Regions from separate parts of the Homo sapiens genome. Here region 2 is linked to region 1. A link is an interaction called in ENCODE POLR2A ChIA-PET data of the cell type or tissue named here. Cell type or tissue: HepG2. All regions are shown on one strand. Each heading gives the region's core, and the rest is flanking DNA. Links, peaks and the distances in the headings are about the cores only.

Region 1 (5,377 bases), core at 134-5,133:
ATCATCTTAGCAGTAGGCCTCGTTGTTACAAAATGGCTGCCTCTGCTTCAGGCATCACAACTGCATCCAAAGACAGGAAGCTAGGCATGAGGCCAGAGTCCTCTCTCTGAAAAGTTCTTTTTACCGGGAAAGTACAATCCTTTCCAAAGTCTCTCAGCAAACTTTCCTTTCTATTTCAGGGGCCAAAGCTGGGTCTCATGTGCACTCCTAGACTAGGGACAGGGGCCATCTTCCCGGATTTCAGGGAGTCGTCATCAGATCTAAACAATGTGGATTCTGTCAGCAGGAAGAGAGTGGGCAATGTTTGCTGGATGGGCAAACGTGGCATCTATGGGGCCATTTGGAAAGTAAGGAGGCTTTCCAAGAGCCTAGAATTTGCATCTCTGAGGCCTGCTCCTCAGATTTTCCTACGGTCAATGGACAGTGGACAGTGTTAGGTGACTGATTCTCCAAGCACAGCTTGACTGAACCCATGACTGCCTTTCTTTCTGCCTGTTTGCCAGCCAAGAATAAAAAGGCTTAGTGTGATTTCAAATCATTGCAAGGTTCCCTAAGGTCTCTTCTGCTGGCCTCACACAGACCTCATAGTAACAACAGGACAGCTTTATACCTTTGGGTATGGAAGAATCCTGGCCAGGACACTGAAAGTCAGTGCCACTCCTGGCTTATCTTCTCTGGGATCCTGGCCAGATTATTTAAGTTCTCCAACCTCAGTTTCTCCATTTGTAAACTGGTGGAAAATACTGGTCCTGTCCACATCCTCTGTCTTCATTGTTCTGAAGACTAAAGAGATTAAGTCTGTGACATTCTATATAAACTGTAATGTGCTAAATCAGTTTAATCATGGTAATAGGTACCAATAACTGAACACTACTGACACATTCATTTATTTGATAATTGATATTGATCTTCATTTGCTATTGAGAGGCCTTTTTTTTTTTTTTTTTTTGAGATGGTGTCTCACTCTGTCACCCAGCCTGGAGTGCAGTGGCGTGATCTCTGCTCACTGCAGCCTCCACCTCCCTGGCCAACATGGTGAAACCCCGTTTCTATTAAAAATACAAAAATTAGCCAGGTGTGGTGGCGGGCGCCTGTAATCCCAGCTACTCGAGAAGCTGAGGCAGGTGAATTGCTTGAACCTGGGAGGCGGAGGTTGCAGTGAGCTGATATTGTACCACTGCACTCCAGCCTGGTTGACAGCAAGACTCTGTCTCAAAATAAAAAATAAAAAGAGTCCGGGTGCGGTGGCTGTAGCCTGTAATCCCAGCACTTTGAGAGGCCAAGATGGGCAGATCACTTGAGGTCAGGAGTTCAAGACCAGTCTGGCCAACATGGCGAAACCACATCTCTACTGAAAATACAAAAATTAGCCGGGTGTGGTGGTATGTGCCTGTAATCCCAGCTACTCTGGAGGCTGAGGCAGGAGAATAGCTTGAACCCAGGAGGCGGAGGTTGCAGTGAGCTGAGATTGCACCACTGCACTCCAGCCTGGGCAACAGAGTGAGATTCCATCTCAAAAAAATAAAAAATAAAATAAATAAAATAAAAAGAATTCTGGTCATCGTGAAGAGAAGGGACTGATGAAGGGTAGAGAGAGGCAGGCATGGAAGCACATTGCTAGGCAGAAGACTACTGAGGCCTCCAAGTGAGAGATGATACTGATGGTGGCATGGGGAGGAGTGGACAGATCTGGGATATATTTTGAAGTAGAAACATTTAAAACTTGCTGATGGGACAGGAGGGGGAATAAGGGAAAGAGAGGAATTGAGTGTGCTTCCTACGTTTCTGTTTGAAGCTGTTGACTTCACAGCAACTCCACAGGCAGGTATGTGACCCCATGCCCAGATGAGGAAACTGAGATGAAGCACCTTGTCAGGGCCACATGTCGCCATGTGGGGACTCCAGCTCAGAAGCATCTGAGGCCAGAGCTCCTGCTCTTTTCCCTTGGCCATGTAGTGTGAGAGGGACAATTATTACAATAATTAATAACAATAAAAATGCAAATTGCCCCAGGAAGGAGAGCTCTTTAAGCCATGTGAAAATTGCTTTTTAGACCTTGGTGAGGTTGCTTGGCAGGGAAGCAGAGCACGCGGGTGAGAACAGGATCTGAAAGGGGAGATGGGTAAGTGCCAGGGGCTAGGTGCCAAGGCTTCTCTCCTCCCAGCTCCCGCCCTGCTTTCCTCGGATTACTTCTGCCTTTTAGGTCTGGGAGCTGGGCAGGAGGACATGGGAAACCCTCCCATTCTCCTCTTCAGTCGTTTGTTTGGGAGCAGCTCCGAGAGGCTGAGGATGGGAAGCAGGACAGTGAGGATAAGACGGAGCATTGCTGGCCCAGATGGGGCTTTGGGAGTCCTTGGCTTTGGTAGTGCAAGCACTCCCCAGGGCACCTTTAAATGAGCTTGAGCTTCAGAGTTCAGAGTTCACATTTCTGCATGCCTCTTGACAAGCCGGTGACATCAGGCACATCGCTCAGCCTCTGTGGCCTTGCCTATAGAATGGGAGCAAAGTCTACTTTCTGGCGTTGATATGGAGGGTAAATAGAGTGTCACAGGCTAAGTACATGACAAAGGACTTGGCACAGATTATATACTTGTTGGGTGTCATCTCTCTCCCACTCCATTTGCCAGATGTTTATGCAAATTGCTCCATGCAGAAATGGGGTGACGCTGGTCAGTACCTCAGGGGCCTCTGTGGGACCATCAGGATTCCTGTTGGGTATTTTTTTTTTTTTTTTTTTGCAATTCCTACACTCAACTTTTTTTTTTTTTTTTTTTTGAGATGGAGCCACACTCTGTCACCCAGGCTGGAATGCAGTGACGTGATCTCGGCTCACTGCAACCTCTGCTTCCCGGGTTCAAGCGATTCTCCTGCCTCAGCCTCCCGAGTAGCTGGGACTACAGGTGTCTGCCACCATGACTGGATAATTTTTGTATTTTTAGGAGAGACAGGGTTTCACCATATTGGTCAGGCTGGTCTCGAACTCCTGACCTCAAGTGATCCACCCACCTTGGCCTCCCAAAGTGCTGGGATTACAGGTGTGAGCCACCGTGCCCAGCCTTCTGTTTCTTTATTTATGTATTTATTTATTTTTGAGACAGGGTCTCGCTCTGTCACCCAGGCTGGAGTGCAGTGGTGTGATCACGGCTCACTGCAACCTTGACCTCCTGGGCTCAAGAGATCCTCCCACCCCAGCCTCTTGAGTAGCTGGGACTACAGATACACACCACCACACCCGGCTAATTTTGTTTATTTTTTTTAGAGACAGGGTCTCCGTATGTTGCCCACACTGGTCTCAAACTCCTGGCCTCAAGTGATCCTCCTGCCTCAGCCTCCCAAAGTGTTGGGATTATAGGCATGAGCCACCAAGCCCAGCCAGGATTCCCGTTTCTACCTGACCTTGGCTCTCCTGTCCCCACTCTCTCCTCAAGGAAGGCTATGCAACCAGTCAGCAGTGGTGGGCAAGGGTAGTAGGGCTTGGGTCCTGCTAAAGCCAAGCTTTAGGGAGAAGAGAGGGGGGAATATGGAGCATTCTTAGGTGCCATCTTCATTCTCCACAGGCCTTTGTTGAGCACTTATTGTATGCCAGGCACTGCATTGCAACTTACTATGTGAGTTTAATCTCACAAAACTCCTGGGAGGGGGGGACTGTTATTAGCCCTTCTTTACAAATGGGAATACTGATGCACAGAGAAGCTAAATGACATGCCAGAGGTCATATAGCAAGTAAGGGACAGAGTTGGGTGTTGGATTCAGAGATGAAGCTTGAAGTCTATGCTCTCAATGCCCCCACTTTTCACCCCCAAGGTTGGACGGATGCTTAGGGTGAGTTGTTGGGAAGAAGATACACCACCTTTTCTTGAGCTTTTTAGACTCATGAATGTCTTCGGGTAGCTAATGAAAGCTCTCCAGAAGAATGTATCCATATATGTGGTATCCGTATATACCAATATGCCATACTTTGCCTATTGGGGGCCCATGACCTCCATTATGGGTCCTGCCCCAGGAAAATGTTTCTTTCTATGCTGAAGCCAAAGCCTTTGCTCAGTGCATTGATGCAGCACTTCTGGGCTTTGTTTAGAGACAACCAGGGATGCGTGATGGTCAGTTCACCCAGCATCTCAGCTCAAGAGCAAATATGCCTTTCTGGCTGAGGATTCCCTGAGGCAGAGGCTATGTCTCCTGGTCAGACCGGGCTCCCTGAGTGCAGGGTTGTATCTCCCTCTCGGATGGTACACCCCAGCCTCTACCCATACCTTTCTTTTTTTTTTTTTTTTTTTTTGGTTTGTTGTTGTTGTTTTAGAGATGGAATCTCACTGTGTTGCTGAGGCTAGTCTCGAACTCCTGAGCTCAAGTGATCCTCCCTCCTTGGAGTCCCGAGTAGCTAAGACTACATGTGCCCAGCTTCTTTCTTAAGCTCCCCCAGATGGGAGGTGTTACCCTGTGGCCCCTCCTTTAGCACCTGCCAAGGGCTCTCATTTTGCCCTTCCAGTGTTTTCTGTCCTTGCTGGGGCCTTGGAGACTTCTGACCTCACAGCCCAATGAATGACCATTTTCTCACTGCCACTGAATTGGAAATGATTCCGCAAGGGGAAGCAGGGAGGAAAGGGGCTCTTGGCTCTGCTTCCTGGCCTTGATTTAAGGAACAAAAGAAGCCAAGCTCCAGGCTGCTGTGCAGACAGCGGAAGGGTTGTATGCTCTTTTAGAAAAAAAAAAAATACGTTTTTCCTGCTAAAAAAAATTTCTCTTTGTGCTCTCCAAAGAAAGAAAGTGGAGAAAAAGTACTTGTGGTCTGGTCTTGTCTGTGCCCTGGTGTCTCGGGCCCTTCGTCAGGGCGGAAGACCCGGTTTCCTCCCCCAGGCTTTTGGCTGTGTGCTTGTGGGCAAGTGACTCATTGCCCCTGGGCCTGGAAGTCCTCAGTGGATCATGGTGAGGATCAGTGGGGAAGGCGCTTTACCTCGAAGAAACTTCTGGTGCTACACGTGTGTGTGTTGTGGTCTGTGCCTTTGCAGCGGGGGAAACTGAGGCCCTAAGAGACGGTGTCTCAACATGTGGTATTTGGACGGCTGCCATCAGAGACATAATAGGGGGATCTCTGGCGGCCACTTGGATAAACATGGCCTCTGGAGCCCTGCTTCAGACCTACACAGCCAGACTTGGAACAGAGCCCAAGGAACTGCCATTTTATACCCCGGGGCAGGGGTGAGCCCCAGAAGTGCGAGGCCCATTGTTCACGGGGTGAAGCCACCCGTCCAAAGCCAAGGTAGGAGGTTTAGCAGGCTCTGAGGGTTCTGTCTGGACAGGCAGTTAGGGAGAGGGATGGACGGAGGCAAGTGTGGACGAGGTGTGGGATCAGAGGGTGTAGGGCGCAGGGACATAG
Region 2 (5,377 bases), core at 85-5,084, 260 kb before region 1:
GCGCGTGCATGTGTGTGTGTCACTAGACCTTTTATTTTTGTTTTGTTTGTCAAATGATCCTTTATTGAAATATTTTCCTTTGTGCTTAACTAGCTGGGCATTCCACAGCACCACTGTTGATGTCATCTATGATGTCATGAGGGTGGCGGCCATCAACATTGCAGCCCACAGACTGGGCAGTCCCCAGGATCTCTTTAATGGTTCCAGTGAGATCTCTGGCTAAAGATCGGTGCCGCATCCGTGGAGCAATGTTGACGATCTCATCAAAAGTGATATTCCCACTGTGTTTAATGTTTTTCTGTTTCTTTCTGTCTCTTGGTTCCTTAAGGGCTTTGATGATCAGGGCAGAAGCAGAAGGCACCACCTCAATCTGGGCCTGTCTGTTCTCAATGGTCAGTTTCACTGTAATCCTCAGGCCCTTCCAGTCACCCGTTGCCTTGGCAATGTCATCACCAACCTTTTTTGGAGACAGGTCCAGGGGGCCGATCTTGGGGCCCAGCGCAGACGTGGCACTGACTTCACCCCCAGTGCACCTCAGGTATACGACTTTGATCTCGCTGGGGTTGAACTTCGGCCACATGGTGGAGGCGGCTGGTGTTGGATGAACACAGATTCTGGACCGCCGAAGAAAGTTGCACCTTGGCCTCCTCTGAGCTGAGAGCCGAAAAGCCCGCTAGACCCCTTTTAAAAATTCAAAGGTTGGCTGGGTGGGGTGGCTTACGCCTGTAATCCCAGCACTTTGGTAGGCAGAAGTGGGCAGATCACAAGGTCAGGAGTTCAAGACCAGCCTGGCCAATATGGTGAAACCCCATGTCTACTAAAAATACAAAAAAATTAGCAGGGTGTGGTGGCACATGCCTGTAATCCAGCTACTTGGGAGGCTGAGGCAAGAGAATTGCTTGAACCCGGGAGGAAGAGGTTGCAGTGAGCCAAGATCACGCCACTGCACTCCAGCCTGGGCGACAGGGCGAGACTGTCTCAAAAAAAAAAAAAATAAAAATAAAAATAAAAATAGAAAAAAATAAAAATAAAAAAATTCAAAGTTTGGCCCATGGCACACAGTGTATGAACCTTACTTTTCTCACCTAGTGTGTCTTGTAGATCATTCTATATCAGTATGTAAAGAACATCCTAGATTATATTTCAGATGAATATTATTCTACTCTAAAGATAGACCTCAATTTATATAGCCAGGACCCTACTGCTGGACTTTTAGGTTGTTTAATAAATGTAGCCTAATTTTATTTATTTATTTATTTTTTGAAACGGAGTCTCGCTCTGTCACCCAGGCTGGAGTGCAGTGGCACGATCTCTGCTCACTGCAAGCTCCGCCTCCCGGGTTCACACCATTCTCTTGCCTCAGCCTCCCGAGTAGCTGGGACTACAGACGCCCGCCACCACGCCCGGCTAATTTTTTTGTATTTTTAGTAGAGACGGGGTTTCACCGTGTTAGCCAGGATGGTCTCGATCTCCTGAACTCGTGATCCGCCCGCCTCGGCCTCCCAAAGTGCTGGGATTACAGACGTGAGCCACCGCGCCTAGCAATAAATGTAGCCTAATTTTAGAATCTTAGAAAATAGAAGGTCATTTAACCCCAACTCCCATCCACCCTGTCTAGGTTTTTTTTTTTTTTTTTTTTTGGTAGAGATGAGGTCTTGCTTTGTTGCCCAGGCTCATCTTGAACTCCTGGCTTCAAGCTATCCTCCTGCCTCAGCCTCCCTCCCAAAGTGCTGGGATGTGCCCAACCCTGCCAAGGAGTTCTTTCATGGTGTCTGATTGCATGCCTGAGACCCAGCTGCAGTGTCGCCTCCTCTGGGAAGCTCCACCTTCCTCTCCCTCTCATCACCCTTGCACATACCTTAGCCAGAGCCCTAATCACATGATATTATTTAGGCAAAAGCGTGATAACTTTGCTTTTGTATCTTCTCAGCCCTGCCCCTATTGCAGAGCATAGTAGGTACAGAACCAATGTGAATTGACAGTCCTTGAGAGGGGATGCCTCCAAATTCTGCTGCTTGAACACTTCCAGTAACAGGGATCTCACTTCTTGAAAAGCTCATTCTGCCTGTGAAAGGCCGTATCAGACAGTCCTTTGATGGAGCAAAGTCTGTTTCCCATTGGCTTTTCCCTCTGGGTTCTAGTGCATCTTCTAAACACAAATGTAATCCCTCTTCCAGATATTTAAGATAACCTCCTTTCTCTAAGCCAGATACCCATCCCCCTAACCTCCCCTCCCCCCTTTCCTTTGGGCTCTGGTTCCAGATCCTGTGCCTTCTAGCATTTTCCTCTAGACACTTTTTGATTTGTAATATGATTCGTTTAAAAGTGATCTCTGTCCGGGCGCGGTGGGATTCATGCCTGTAATCCCAGCACTTTGGGAAGCCAAGGTGGGCAGATCACTTGAAGTCAGGAGTTCGAGACCAGCCTGGCCAATGTGGCGAAACCCTGTCTACTGAAAATACAAAAATTAGCCAGATGTGGTGGCACATGCCTGTCATTTCAGCTACTTGGGAGGTTGAGGCACGAGAATCACTTTAATCCAAGAGGCGGAGGTTGCAGTGAACCAAGATCACTCCACTGCACTCCAGCCTGGGTGACGGAGTAAGACTCTGTCTCAAAAGAAAAAAAAAAAAAGTGTTCTATTACACATCTATTAGAATAGCTACAATTAAAAAGACTGACCACACCAAGTATTGACCAGGATGTGGAGCATTAAAACTCTCCAGCACTGCTGGTGGGAGTATGAAATGGAACAGGCACTTTGGAACAGTTGGCAGTTTCCTAAAAAATAGTTAAAGATATATCTTTCATGTGACCTAGCCATTCCACTCCAAAATATTTACTCAAGATAAATGAAAGCATATGTCCATTCTAAGGCATATGCTCCTAGCAGCTTTATTTGAAATAGCCAATGTCCATCAACAGTGAATACATCGACTATAGTATATCCATGCCATAGAATTTGAGCAAAACAAAACCTGCTGATCCACTTGAACAGGTATTGATACGATGACAATGAACAATATTGATATATCTCAAAATAATTATGCTGAGTAAAGAAGCCAGATGAAAATTAACAAGTCCATACTGTATGATTTCATTTATATGAAATTATAAAAACTGTAAACTAGGCCTCACATCTGTAATCCCAGCACCTTGGGAGGTCGATGTGGGAGGATTGCTTGAGCCCAGGAGTTCAAGACCAGCAATCATAGTGAGACCTTGTCTCTCTCTCTCTTTTTTTTTTTGAGACAGAGTTTCACTCTGTGTCTCCCAGGCTGGAGTGCAGTGGTGTGACCTTGGCTCACTGCAACCTCCACCTCCCAGGTTTAAGTGATTCTCCTGCCTCAGCCTGCTGAGCAGCTGGGATTACAGGCGTGCACCACCACGCCCAGCTAATTTTTGTATTTTTAGTAGAGATGGGGTTTTGCCATGTTGGCCAGGCTGATCTCAAACTTCTGACCTCAGGTGATCTACCCGCCTCGGCCTCCCAGTGTGCTGGGATTACAGGTATGAGCCACCATGCCCAACCCAGACCTTGTCTTTACAAAAAAAAAAAAAAGATTAGCCGGGCATCATGGTGTGCACCTGTAGTCCCAGCTACTCAAGAGGCTGCAGTGGGAGGATCACTGGAGCCCGGGAATTGTGGCTGCAGTGAGTCGTGATTATACCATTGTCCTCCAGCCTGGGCAACAGAATGACACCCTGTCTCAAAAAAAAAAAAAAAAAAATTCTGATCTTAAAGAGTTGTGATCTTTCAATGAATGGTATATAAAGGAAATAAACTTAGCATTGCAATTGGTCTATCATGGCACTCAATGAAAAAAAGCTATTTTTATAGCTTCATCACTCTGGCCTGTCACAGTATTTTAAAATCTTCATTCTGCGTGTGGTAGACCTCTCATCTTGCAACATCTTTATATTTGATTAGCAGACCTACATGCTTTTTATTAGAATTTCTAGCACAAACACTGAAATGGACCAGGTCAAAACCTGCCCCATGGCACGTCACCATTGAGTCTCCTCCAGACCCTTGGGTTAGGAGAAATGAGTTCAGTATCACATTTTAAAGTGCGACAGCTAATATGCCAGCTAATGTAGGAGATGTCAGAGGAGTGTGGGATGAGCTTGAAAGGGGAGCAGCAGAGGAGTGTGGGATGAGCTTGAAAGGGGAGCAACAGCTGTAGTAAACAGCATGGTGGTTCCTCAAAAACTTAAAGAGAGTTACCATATGATCCAACAATTCAGTTTCTGGTTATATACCTCAAAGAATTGAAAGCAAGAACGGCCGGGTGCGGTGGCTCACGCCTGTAATCCCAGCACTTTGGGAGGCCGAGGCGGGTGGATCATGAGGTCAGGAGATTGAGACCACCGTGAAACCCCGTCTCTACTAAAAATACAAAAAAAAAAAAAAAAAAAAATTAGCCAGGAGCGGTGACGGGCGCCTGTAGTCCCAACTACTCGGGAGGCTGAGGCAGGAGAATGGCGTGAACCCGGAGGGGGAGCTTGCAGTGAGCCGAGATTACGCCACTGCACTCCAGCCTGGGCGACAGCGTGACTCCGTCTCAAAAAAAAAAAAAAAAAGCAGGGACACAAACAGATATTCATATGCTCATGTTAATAGCAGCATCATTCACGATAATCAAATGGTAGAAGCAACTCAAGTGTCCATCAACAGATGAATGGATCAACAAAATATGGCATATACACATAATGGAATAATATTCAGCTTAAAGTAGGAATTTGCATAATGGAATATTATTCAGCTTAAAATAGAAACTTGGTATGTTTTTTGTTTGTTTGTTTGTTTTGAGATGGAGTCTTGCTCTGTTGCCCAGGCTGGAGTGCAGTGGCACGATCTTTGTTCACTGCAGCTTCCACCTCCCGGGTTCAAGTGATTCTCATGCCTCAACCTCCCAAGTAGCTGGGACTACAGGCACCCACCACCACGCCCAACTAATTTTTGTATTTTTAGTGGAGAGGGGATTTCATCATGTTGGCCAGGCTGGTCTCGAACTCCTGACCTCAAGCAACCTGCCTGTCTTGGCCTCCCAAAGTGCTAGGATTACAGGCGTGAGCCACCACACCTGGAAAGCAGAAACAGAACTTCCGAACTTTGAAGATATTATGTTAAGTGAAATAAGTCAGACACAAAAGGACAAAAACATACTGTATGATTCCACTTATATGAGGCGCATACCCATAGAAGCAGAAAGTAGAATGGTGTCTGCCAGAGGCTGGGCCGGAGGAAACAGGGAATGGGGAGTTACAGTTTAATGGGTGTAGAATTTCAGTTTGGGAAGCTTAAATGTTCTGGAGATGAATGGTGGCAATAGTTGCACAACAATGTGGATGCTGCGGAACTGTACACCAAAAA

What was found. Peaks named below come from ENCODE experiments on the same cell type or tissue, not always from the same donor. Only the 100,000 strongest peaks of a DNase experiment are listed, where the experiment ranks them.
Region 2: POLR2A ChIA-PET joins it to region 1 with 5 read pairs; 3 of 35 experiments call an interaction of 5 or more read pairs at or near these places.

The regions. Positions count from the first base shown.
Region 1 is chr6:36,827,211-36,832,587 of GRCh38, reverse strand. All of the region lies in intron 1 of CPNE5 (copine 5), which reads left to right. Among named protein-coding and RNA genes, the nearest start is that of CPNE5, 9.5 kb to the left of the region's middle. In HepG2, for the core only: no CTCF peak of the experiment used is centred there; a DNase peak (open chromatin) is centred at 2,487; H3K4me3 peaks cover 906 bases.
Region 2 is chr6:37,086,515-37,091,891 of GRCh38, reverse strand. It overlaps the pseudogene RPL12P2. Among named protein-coding and RNA genes, the nearest start is that of PIM1, 81 kb to the left of the region's middle. In HepG2, for the core only: no CTCF peak of the experiment used is centred there; no DNase peak of the experiment used is centred there.